Linked DNA regions of Mus musculus: region 2 is linked to region 1. Evidence: chromatin loops called from intact Hi-C (ENCODE). Cell type or tissue: gastrocnemius. All regions are shown on one strand. Links, peaks and the distances in the headings refer to the core of each region. The heading gives the core; the rest is flanking DNA.

Region 1 (5,999 bases), core at 480-5,479:
TGGATGGATGGAGAGTTTGGAAGGATCTGGGAGGGGAAAGCCATAATTGGAATATATTGTATGAAAATATTTTTTGAATAAAACTGTATGGAAAAAAATTGCAGTTCAGTGGTGAAGTTCCAATCCCTTCTCATCACCCGATTGTGCAGAGTTCTGAGTCACAAATATGATGTGAGCCCGGAGGATGGATGAGGGCCAGGCAAGGCTTTTCCAGGAGAGAGGGAGGGAAGACTGTCGCTACAACAGGGACCAACATGTTCAAAAGAAGGGTAGTGTGGATTGTGGTGTCTCCTATTGATTATCCTAAGGATTGTCGCCATAGCCCCTACCATCAGGGGACTCACCAGGGGACCTGTGCTTTGGGGCTTCCTGTCATGTCCCATCTCAGTCTGAGGTGCTGCCTACCTGGTCCCGATCGCTGGCCTTTTATGTTGCACAGCCATGGTCTCCAGGACACTGAATTCCCAAAGCTTGATGCTGGCTCTGACTGGTGCTTCTACGTGATCAGTGCATGCCATTGCTGGTCCAGGAGGATCACAGGAAGGCAGCCTTTGAACTAAAGCTGCTGCTTACAGCTCACTCAACTGCAGGGGAGACGTCTCTCCATGGCCCCTCATCTGTGTCCCTCTTTGAAGAGCCATCATTACACTATCCTTGGGAATGAAGCACTTGACATGATGTCTCTAGAGGAGAAGGAGGTGACTGGGCACTCTCTTGATTATCTATCAAAATAAGCCTTTGTTTCTCATTGAAGCATTAACCAGATCTGGCCCTGCCTAGCTTCAGAGATCAAGCTGGATCAGGTGTGTTTAAGGAGGTAGGATTGTAGACCTAAAATCAATTTTTGTTTGAAGACTTACCTTGCCCACCAGTGCCTTCTCCAGAGACCATGAACTTCCTTGGGAAGGATCATGAAAAGCATTTTGTCTGAACACAGCTCAGGTGGGGGTGGATGTTCAGATCTGAGGTTGGTGTGGACAGTAATGACCTAGGCAGGACCCACCTTGGCACACAGAGGCCCAAGAAGTGGCGCTGAGGGAGTGGTGGGCCTGAGCACTCACAGTGGGTGAAGAAGCACATGAGACAAGGCCCCAAAGCCTCCATATGGACCAGATCTTGCCATGGAGGATGGTAGAGGTCACAGGACACCCCTAGGCATCCTCCGCAGGAATTTGATTGCCTTAAGAATAATTTTTCTGACTTGAGGTCTGAGGATGAGGTGGAAGAAAAGAGACTTCCTCGAGACATCTTAGTCTTGTTCAGTTCTGTCTGCAAATCACAGTGGACCAGCCTCTGTCTGGGCTGCTGGTTCCCTGTGGTCTGTCCACCTGCTGAGCCTGTGCATCCCCTCGCCCGCCCGCAGGAAAGTAAAAGGCGTGCGGTGTAGCATGCCCGGGGCTTAGGGAGCAGGCTCTTAACACAGCAGGGCCCTTCAGATGTTGCCTAACTGACAAGCCCAGGCTGGTGCCTGCCATCATCTGTTCACAAAGACACAGCTTCACAGAGCCTCTGGACTGGAAGAAACATCGGAGGTCAGTCTATTCCAGCTCTTGGTTGGGAACTTGCAGCCCGTTCCAATAATTTAAGAGTTTGTCCTTCTACTGCACCTAAGACCTAGAGACAGTTTGTTCCGATTGCTCCATAGTGTGTCATTAGAAACTTCCCTTACCCGTGGATTGCATTCCTCTGTGAACCCCCACCCCAAGGATGAAGTGTAACACATCTCGGGTTTTTGTGTCTGGCAATGAGGGATGCGATAAGCTCAGATTTGGGAACACAAATCTTTTTGCCCTTCACACTACAGCTATGAGAATGGTCTCCATGGTTACAGCAGCTTCTCAGAGGTGTCTAGATTTTCATTTTTTTCTTTTTTCCTCCAGTCCTCTAAATGTCTAATTTACGAGTAATCAGTTTAGGCAACCTGGAAAGTTTCGAGTGTGTGCGTGAATATCAAGAAACGTATAGCATATATTCAGCACCCCAAAAGTAGGTTGACAGGAAAAATTTTGGCACGTTTTTCTTCTCCCACTCTAAAAAGAAATTTGGGCTGACTTTAAAATGTTCAAGTTAAACAAGATTCAATGAAGGAAGCGTGGTCTTCGGATTCTTCAAAGGCACGTGAGCCTCGGAGGGCCGGGGCTGACCTAATTATGTTTTCTTTAATGTGGAATCGCTATTTGCCCAACACCCCATTTGCATCTCCCCATCACGTTCAAATGGCGGGGACATTGATCTTTTCTTTTTTTTAAAAGCATCCTTTGAACATGAAAGTGTTGCCCTCCCCCCTTGGTTGTTTTTTTTTTTTTTTCTCCTTGTAAGAGCAGCGATAAGGATGGATCGATAATTACATTGTTGGATAAAAATGAATATAAATTTTATTGAAAAAGAACCCCAGCAACAATGTGAGGACAGCATCTTTAACAGCCAGTGGCCCACACTACTCAGCACACACGGGGAGAAATAGTCACCTCTGCGGCTTTACTTACTCCAGATGAAAGGAAATGGCAGACCTCAGATAAACGGCCTTTGAAATCCCACAACAGTGAGCTATATGGTCACACCATTAACCTGGTGTTTACTGCCGGCCAACCAGTACTGTTTAAGAGTTACGAGTTAGCGGAGGGAGAACCCAACCGCTTCAGTAAGCACGGCAAAGAAAATGCCGGACCACTGCGGGAACTTTTCTCCTTTTCAAGTCCTTTGAGAATTTCGCCGAGAGTTTATTGGCAACGTGTCCCTCCTGCTTCACAACAGGAAATGGTTCTTTATATCTAGCTCAAATCCTTCATGCTTCAGTTAATCTATTTACGTCTCTTTAATCTCTGTGGGCCGGGAGGAGTCCGTCCTCGTGGGACAATGTAACATATGGAGAACTCAAAATATTCACAATCAGACAGAGAACAGTCCAGCTGAGCTGGTGGCACTTTTGAAGCAAGCTGAAAGAGCTTAATTGCACCCTTTTGCCTCACCACGCCCCATCCTTCTGCACCCTGGCGCCCATCCTGGGGCCTGCCTGGCAAAACGCTGAGTTTGATCAGTTTCAGCCTGTCATTGCCATAGTAATGAGTGTGATCACAGCGACCCCAGACAGGCATTCCTGTGCCCAGGGTTTCTGTCTCAGGAAAAGCTTTCTGGGCAAGATGCTCAATTCTTAATCCCATCCTATCTTCTCACCACGCCAGGCCAGGGAAGTCTCCCCAGGCTCTTCTGACAGTCTGCAAGACAACGCTGACATTGGCATATCAACCACGAGGATAACTATCCACGATGTGGATGCCGTAGACAGCATAACTTGTCCGCAAGGGACGAGAAAGCACCTAGTGATTTTTAACAAACATCATAAAAAGAGCCAGCTTGGGGGTTTGCAGCGGTGGCAACTTCGCACGTGATCCACCAGGGGGCGCTCGTGCCATTTGATCGGCCAATGAGACTCGTGGACCAGCAGACAAAGAGGGGGATTTGAATAAAAAGCCTTCAAAACGCAGCCTCCAAATTTTCAGGCTGAGCAGCATGCGTGTAAAAATTCATGAAGATTGGATTCGGTTTCGTGTATCTTTGCTTCAGTAAAAAGAAACGCAGGCGTTTTTCCGAGTGCACCTACAGTTGCCTTGACAAAGGGACTACCTGGTTATATGAGGAGGGCGGAGCGTGTGGTTGACCCGGGCCGCTGGGAGAGGCTCGGTCTGGGTCTCTGGTGCTGAGGACAGCTCCTGTTTTGTGGGGTAGCATCCTCCACAAGCTCCAGAATAGATTAATTATGCTGTTTTGAAAAAAACATGGGGATCATTTTCTGCAGGGCTAGCAGTGGCTGTCGCGGCTGTGTCTAGCGAGTGGCAGGGACCGCCGAAGCACTTACTATTTCGTTAAAACATAGCACAGTTCTTACTGCTCATAAAATAAAAGGGGTGAGGAAAGGCTGTTTCCAGGCAGTGCAAACTCCACCGTCTTCTTGTAGTGGAGACAACGCCACCTCCCACCCCACCCCACCCCACTTTGGTGCGTTTTCCAGGCGTGAGTGACAAGATGCTGATGGGCTGAGACTGCCAGAGGACCCTGGACATGAGCCAAGGCAGCTCAGCCCCTAGCAGCCATGCTAATCACAAGTGAGGCTACCCAGTCTGGTGGAGGGGGGCTATGTGGTATCAGGTGGGTAGCAGTGGGGACCTGTGGGAAAGGGGCAGAAGGGAATGAAGAGCTGAAGTTCTGGGCTCCTAGGTCTTCAGATAGGTTCCACTTGGCAGACTGCCCACCCAGAGATGCGGGTGCCTATGGCTGAGTCCTTTGTGTTCACCTCTATAGTCCCAGGATCTAGCATGAGGGGTCAGCCACTTATCGAAGGAGTCTGATGGGCTCTTACTGAGGAAAGACTTGACTGTAGAGGCTGTGAGTATCCCAGGCTGGCTCTGGCGGCAGCTGAGCCTGAGGACATTCCTTAGAGAGCAGTGAGGGATTGGGGGGGGGGGTGGTCCTGAGACAGGCACAGTGAGCAGAGTCCTAGAACCCTGAAATTTGGTAGGGACCCTCCTGGAGCACATCTGTGCACTGGGATGCTACTGCAGGAACCTCTTGTCGGGGGGCTCTCCTCAGGCCTTCCCTGTTTGCAGCAGCCTGCTTTTCCCCCCTCAGCTGTTGCCATGGAAACACCAGCCTCAGGTGCTGCTGAGGGCCAGCTAGGCAGCTCAGGCTTTTTAGGACAGGCCGGAGCAAGTAAGAGGCCCTCAACTGTTCCCAATGGAAGGAAGGTTGAACTCAGGGCAGGGGTTGTCATCTCAGAGAAAGACAGGAGGGAAAATGGCTATGATAGGGCTTTCCTCAGAGACAGAGACCAACACTTTCTCTAGGGGGCAGGTGGTGGTCCCCTCAGCTTGGTTTGGCTTGTAAGGAAGGAGCAACATCTTGTTATCAGACACTATCCCTGGTATCTGATAACTGCTGGGGCTAATCTGCTTGCCCAGGGCCCAGGTCATCAGCCAGGCTACCAGTGGGCTATGTAGGCATTTGAGGCTCCTGAGGATGGCTGGTGGGGGGTGGGGTGGGGCAATCTCCAGGCCCTCAGCTAAACTCTGGTAGGCACATAGAATCGGGGTCTTCACCCTTCCATGTGGGTTGCTGGACCTGCAAACCCACTCCATCCCTGGTCCCCAGCCAGGACATCCGAATGTGCACACGGCTGCTTTCCTGCCCTTAGCACATCTCAGAGATGCTAGGCATCAGGAGACAGCAGCCTCCAGTTGGCTGAGGGTCAGCTGGTTTGCTTTCTACACCCACCCCCTTTGCAAGCTCTTGAAGAGCATGAAGTAGCTAATAGGAGCACTAGGAATGTGGAAGATGGGCAGGCCCGACATTCCCTGGGGTCCAGAAGTAGTGGGGAGAAACACCATGTTACTTGCAGGGGGAGCACACCTTTCTCATAGATTCAGCCTCAAGCACCAGGCAGGCATCGTGGGGAAAGCTTTCAGCACCCGCAACACCTCCGCTTTCCCATTCAGCTCTACAGCAACAAAGTCCTAACACAAGAGCAGGCACAGGCAGGGGTGTACGTTTCACAATACCTTGGATTTACATAGCACCTTTTTCTTCTAGAGGGCCCTGGCCTCTGTCTCTTCTTCCACAGCCACATTGAGTGAGCCTTTGGCGGCACAAATTCCTCAGTGCCTGTGACACAGCAGGGAGATTGAGGCAGAGGGGACTGAAGCAGAGGCCTAGAAGTGGTTTCATGCAGATTAGTGGTGTCCTGGGCTCTCTGCTCTTAGCTTGGGCCCTCCCTGGGCAGGGCTGGCCTTAACCCTGGGGGACCGTGAAGAAATGCAGCCCCTCACTGGTCATTCACTTTGTATTTCAGGATGTAGCTGTAGAAGTTGTGGTTAGCATTCTCTAGCACCATGACGTAGACTTCCTGGCAGCCAGCTGTGTTGCAGCTGCCCTCCCAGTAGCCCTCGGGGTTAAGAGTGAGGGGCCACGTGTCCTGTCCTTTCACCAGAGCTTTGGCGATACCATGC
Region 2 (5,999 bases), core at 268-5,267, 140 kb after region 1:
ATGTGGACACTTCGGCGGAAGTCCATGGGGTGGTAGAGGCCATATCAGATGTGTCATTATCACTTTTGCAAGACTGCGCCTGAGGGCTGTGTGCATGCAGCACATACGAACTGTGTGGATGAGGAAAAATGGCTTCCTCTCCAGGAGGGGGACTGGCAAAAGAGCTGATTGGGCTGGCCATCTCCTAGCCTGAGTCTGGCTTCATCACCTCTCCCTTCCTCCATCCATGTACCACAGTGATGGATGGCAGCCATTTTCTCCTGCAGGTGCAAGGCCCAGGGGTGTGCGTGATTATCCATGAAGACAGCACGTTCATGTATTCCCCTTAGAAAGAATTAATTACATCTACGTAGAGAAGATAGGAAGAATTTCAAGGACCTGCCCCACTTCAACAGAGTGGGCATAACCAGGACCACAGAGAGGTCCAGATTCCCTGAGTACAGGAGTTAGAAGAAAAACACTTTATCCAGGAAGAAAATTACTTGAGGTCTCATTAATACCATTAAGATTCAGGGCTGACAAGCAAAGGCTGCTTGGTAATTGACTATGGCTGTGCTAGGGAACGAGCCTTTGAAGCAACCACGTTCCCTCTTCCTGCCTCTGCCCGTTGCTGACCTGCTTTGCCACCCCTATCCACTCTTGCTCTGTTGCTGCTTAAGCATAATGTGGGTCTGGTGACCAGCAGCCTGGCAGAAGGGCCGCTGTTTGGAGGGATGGGCCTCTGCAGAGTCCAGGCACGTAGTGGGCACAAAGGTCATAGGCAGACAGGCGTTTCTGTCTGCACTCTCTTTCGTCTGTCCTCAGCTGTGGGTGTCTGTACGCATAGAATCAGTCAGGAACCTCCTTTCAGGAGAATGGTTACTCTCTGCCCGCCCGCCCATCTGCCCCGCCCACCAGCTTCTCCAGCCCACCTGTCTGCCCCACCCACCTGCCCTCCTGGCTCCAGGTCACTGGCTGGCTGGTCCCCATGGTCTTGCTAAATTGACTATGTACAGACCAGCTCTGTGCTGGCTCTCTATCTCTCACCACTTTATTTAGCGTTTTCTCCCCCTTTGTTTATCCCAGCTCTCTTCCTCTCATTGTCTGATGTGGTCAGGATTGTCCTCCACTAGAATCAATCTGTCATTGACTCCTAGCTCCTCTTGAGTAAGCAGCAGACAGGCTTGTAATGCCTAAACTGTCCCTCTGAGAGTCCCCATGCTTCCATTCCTTGACATTGGATGGACTAAGAACCCTCACTTCACATGGAACCAAAGAATTGGAAAAGTGACTTAAAGACACCAGTAGCAGCCAGAGTCAGGGCCAGGGCTAGGGCCTTGCCACCCAGATCCTCCTGGGCATGTACTCTGCAGTGGTGGTCAAGGGCCAGACACAGATCTTGGGCTAGGACAATGCCTTTCTCAGTCCCCCTCATTAAGTGTCCTGGGTATGAAGAGTTTCTCTGCACACAGACTTTGACAAATGGGCAAATAAGGGCTCAGAGAGGGAGGGTCACTTCCTGAGAACCCAGGGCTAGATAACCAGTAAACGCTTAGCTTGGCATTTCTGACTCCATTGCAACGCAAGGCTGTCTTAGGGCACTGTTCTGTGGGACAAGAATATGTTCAAGGCACATTATTAGTATGGATGTGCATCCTGTGGGTATCTGTGAGGCATGTGTGTGTGTGTGTGTGTGTGTGTGTGTGTGTGTGTGTGTGTGTAGAGGTGTTGGGGGCATGTCTAGGCATGTGTGTTGCTACAGTATGTTAAGATCTGGATTTCCTTTTTAGGGAATTCCTTTAGGCAACATTAAGTGCTACTGTTAAATCTTCGGAAAATCTGACAAAATAGTACCCTTGAGTCCAAAGGACCTGCTAAGGGTAAAACAAGGCCTGACAGGGCCCATATCTGTACCTGCCAGGTCTAACACACACACACACACACACACACACACACACACACACACACACACACACACGATAGGGGTCGTGGAGGGTCTTGCAAGGATTTGGGCCACAGGGGTAAGATTCGGTCTTGGCCGCTGAACTTCCTTTCTTGTCCTCTTATGCCCAGAGGTTTCTAGCTGTGCCCTCTATCCAAGAGAGCAGTGGGGTAGGTTATCAGAGGTGACACATCTTATGTTGTTACAGAATGGCCTTGGTGTGAGGACTGCCTCCCTCCTTACAGCCCTGTCATGCCTCAGTCAGGAGCTCGGTTCCCCATGTGTGTTGTTGATGGAGGCAGCCCAGGCTTTGAGTTGATCAAGGCTATAGGATGCTGAGATCTACATCTTTCAAATGTTGTCTTGGAAATTTTAGTATCTCTTGGGGACCTCAGTTACTATCCTGGAAGTGGAGAAGGTGAGTGGGTTTAGAGGATGCGGACCCGTTCTCCCTCCTCTGACCAAGGCATTCGGATTTTTATGTGCTGTGTACACCAAAGCAGTAAGAACTTGGTTGTGCTCTCACTCTGACTTGACTGTACTATGGTTTGAATGAAAAATGTCTCAGGCTCATGTGTTTGACTGTTTAGCCCACAGCCAGTGGCACTGTCTTGTGAGGTTGTGGAACTTTGGGGTGTATGGCCAAGCTAGCAGAGAGGGTCATTGGTGGTGACATCGAAACGGAGATTTGCTTCTCGTTCTTGCCAGAGCCTGCTGCTTGATTGGCTAAGATATGCAGATGGTGTTACTGTAAGTCTGACACTATGCCTGTTGTACAGCAATGCACTTGGATCCTCACAAACTGTAAGCCAAAATAAGCCCCTCCTCCTTGAAGCAGCTTCCATCAGGTATTTGGTCACAGTGATGAGAAAAGTAAAAATATGTCTTGCCCTTTCATTAGTGTTCCTTGAAAGGGCCCAGCCTTCTGCCTTGCTGTCACCGGGACCCTGAGCTGGGGACAGGCAAACATCCAGCCCCTCCAATACTTCCCTTGAGAGGGCTGGGAGTGACGTTCAAGGACATGTCAGCAACTCTCAGATGACTCTGAGATCTCAGCTGCACTCTGGGCTTTCTCTTCATGGGAATCTTAGCCAAGACAAGATGACCCCTGGGCGGGTGTCAAGTCAGCTGCTTCTGACCTCAAAGGAAGGGTGCTAAGTGGGTCACATTGCCTCTGAGAGTCCGTTATGGAGGACCCGGCAGGCGACAAAAGCTCAGAGGGGTGGAGGAACGTCATCCATTCTGGATCATTGCAGTCTCCACACCTGGCATCTGCGGAGCTCCCAGGAGGACGTGCTGAGCCCTGCCCTCTAGTGGAGTATCTGTCAATGGCATCTTATCTTCCGTGGTCTGCACTTTGAAGACAAGGGGGGTGGTATTTGGCTAAGGACAGCCACAGGCTACACTGTGGGCCACTTGGCCTCTGAATGGAATTGGCTCCTGCTCAGTGTGGGATTCTCTGCTAGCTGTCTGGGGCTCGCCCGTCCCTGCACAGCCCCCGCTTCCCACAGTCCTACTCGGGTTCCTCTTCTGTGGCTGTGGCTCTGTTTCAGCATCCTTCCTCCTGCCATCTTTCAGCCTGGATGCTAGGTGGGGAGAAGACCTTGAAGGAAGCCACAGCTTTGCAGCTTCCTCAGCAGGATACCTGTTGCTGGGTACGTGTGAGCTGCATACTCAGAGTCTTCAGCAATAGTCTGAGCCCTGGATGAGGGACTTGGTCCCCGGTTGGAGAAAGGCTCCCACCTCTGGCTCTGCGGGTGATCTGTGCCCCATCCAGGGTTAGCTCCTGCTGTGAAGCATGAGTCAGTGTGACAATTAGTCAGGGTGGCCAGGGGAGCTTGGGATAGTCACTGACTGGGCACTTTTGGGAACTTTCCCAACCCCAGCGGGAGGTTCTCTGCTTCGCACTTCATTGGCAGATTCAAGTATATTTTGTTTGGATGGCAGCTCGGGTTGTGGTGTGTGTGTGTATGTGTGTGTGTGTGTGTGTGTGTGTGTGTGTGTGTGTGTGTATCTGAGAGAGAGACAGATAGAGACCCACTGTCATTCCCAGTCACCTTCCTCTTTATTTATTTTTATTTTTATTTATTATTTATTTTGAGAAAGAGTCTCTTAACTAAACTTGGAACTCAACCATTCAGCTAGACTGGCTGGCCAAAGGACTTCCGAAGTCTGCCTGTCTCTGACCCACTTCTCTGCTGCTGGGATTACAGACATACAGCAGCACTGTGACAGTGTTTACCCTTTGGACTGGGGATCCAAAGGCAGGCCCTCGTGCTTACACAGCAAGCACTCTGCCAGCTGAGCCATTTCTCCTGGCCTGAACTCCTTAACCCCTATATTCCAGCCTCCCCAAACTCAGGTTGAGGTCCCAGGAGGTCATGAAAACATCCCCATGGGATGTGGACACACAGGCAGCTAAGGAATTCTCTCTTTCGAGCACTAAGCCTTGTCAAAGGCTCAGAGGGACCCTAAACATGTAGGGGAGTATATCGTTATCCAGAGGGCTGGTCCATCATGCATTTGAGGAATCAATTTGGGGACTGGAAACCACTTCTGTCCTGACAGCTGATGGGCTAGCTGGGGCACATCTGTCTCTGAGGGCCTGTCCCAAACCTTGACCTTCAAGTTCTGGGATGAGCCCAGGACAGGAGGGAAAAATGTGCATACAGGTACTGATTGCTGCTCCACAGTCTCTGTGTGTGTAAGCATATGTGCCTCTGTCTGTCTGTCTGTCTGTCTGTCTGTCTGTCTGTCTGTCTCTCTGTCTCTGTCTCTCTGTCTCTGTCTTTTTCTCTTTCTCTTTCTCTTTCTCTTTCTCTCTTTCTCTCTGTCTCTCTGTCTGTCTGTCTGTCTGTCTGTCTCTCTCTCTCTCCTCTGTGTGTGTGTGTGTGTGTGTGTGTGTGTGTGTGTGTGTGTGTGTTGTAGATTATGGGAAGACCTGCTGGGGATGTGCGGACAAGGGACCCTACAGTGGTGCAAGGAGTTCTGCAGCCTGACACATGAACACTCACAGGATACAGCTGTAGAGCTCAGTAGAGGATAGTGATTCTGGTGCCATGGGAGTCACTCGGTCTGTGGAGCAAAGAGCTGGAGAGAAACCAGGATGAGCGCTAAGCCTTCTGTGACCTTCCATGGAGGTAAGAAGACAAAGTGCAGGGGAGCAGAAAGGAAGAAAGATGGGACTCGGGACAGCGGAACAATTCCTGTAACAAGGATGGGAAGCCCCCATGGAGAGTGTGACAGCAAAGCCCAACAGGTTCCCAGCCAGGCAGAAGGGCAAGGCACAGGGGTATCCCTAAGCTACTGTCATCCTCTTGAGGGGAGTTGGCTCTGCAGGACATCATTAGCAGTCTGTGGTGTGACATGGGACTGGGTGCTGACATGAATGTACCCGCTGTGACGGTGAACAGAAGGACGGTCGTATGAAGGTTGGAAGGACCACTGTAAAGGACTGAGAAGAACACAACAGAGTGGAGGGCCTTCGGGGAGAACAGGAGTTTGGGGTGCAGAAGCAGCAGGCTAGGGCAGGAGTGTTGGCAGAGACAAGGAAATGACCTCTGGGGCTCTCCTGCAACCTCTTCTGTAAAAAAAACCCCACCGACAGCTCAACATTTCCTGGCCCTTGCCACCTCTGCCTCCCCCCCCCCACCCCGCTTACCTCTCTCTGCTTTCTTCCCCCTCTCTCCTCTTGGTATCTTATTGAGTCTTCTGGGCATGTTCCCCCTTCCCATGAAGTCATGGCTCCGGTTGACATGTATCAAAAATTTTCTTCCAAAAAAGGATAGCATGTTCTACCAGAAGGATTTCACTGAATCAATTTTTCAGCAGCCACTTATTATTCATGCCCTGGGTTAGCTTTATTTTAAGCAGCACTAGGCTTCTGCACTGAACTCTGATCACAGCCGTCACCTTCTCTACCACTCATGGGACCTGGGTGACTTTGGGTCGCACGGTCACGTGATTACGGTGCCCACACAGAGGATACAGTAATGTGTCTTGTGCGAAGGAAAAGCATTGGACCAGAAGAAGGAGCCGTGGGTGTCCCGTTAGCCAGCTGTACACTGTGTGTGGGGGG

What was found. Hi-C counts contacts between places; a loop is a spot of excess contacts. Peaks named below come from ENCODE experiments on the same cell type or tissue, not always from the same donor. Only the 100,000 strongest peaks of a DNase experiment are listed, where the experiment ranks them.
Region 2: a loop joins it to region 1, with 2.9 times the contacts of the local background. A loop is called at or near these places in 15 of 42 quality-filtered maps.

What each region holds. Positions count from the first base shown.
Region 1 is chr9:102,542,598-102,548,596 of GRCm38, reverse strand. Ky (kyphoscoliosis peptidase) reads right to left here. Exons shown (of 11, transcript NM_024291.3): 11 at 2,358-5,999. The coding sequence ends at 5,816. Among named protein-coding and RNA genes, the nearest start is that of Gm29387, 14 kb to the left of the region's middle. In gastrocnemius, for the core only: a CTCF peak has its summit at 3,391 (motif pointing right); DNase peaks (open chromatin) are centred at 3,406, 4,105, 4,604, 5,127 and 1 more place; H3K4me3 peaks cover 397 bases; H3K27ac peaks cover 261 bases.
Region 2 is chr9:102,401,035-102,407,033 of GRCm38, reverse strand. No RefSeq gene overlaps it. Among named protein-coding and RNA genes, the nearest start is that of Ephb1, 49 kb to the right of the region's middle. In gastrocnemius, for the core only: a CTCF peak has its summit at 3,232 (motif pointing left); DNase peaks (open chromatin) are centred at 3,257 and 3,787; H3K4me3 peaks cover 1,206 bases; H3K27ac peaks cover 2,440 bases.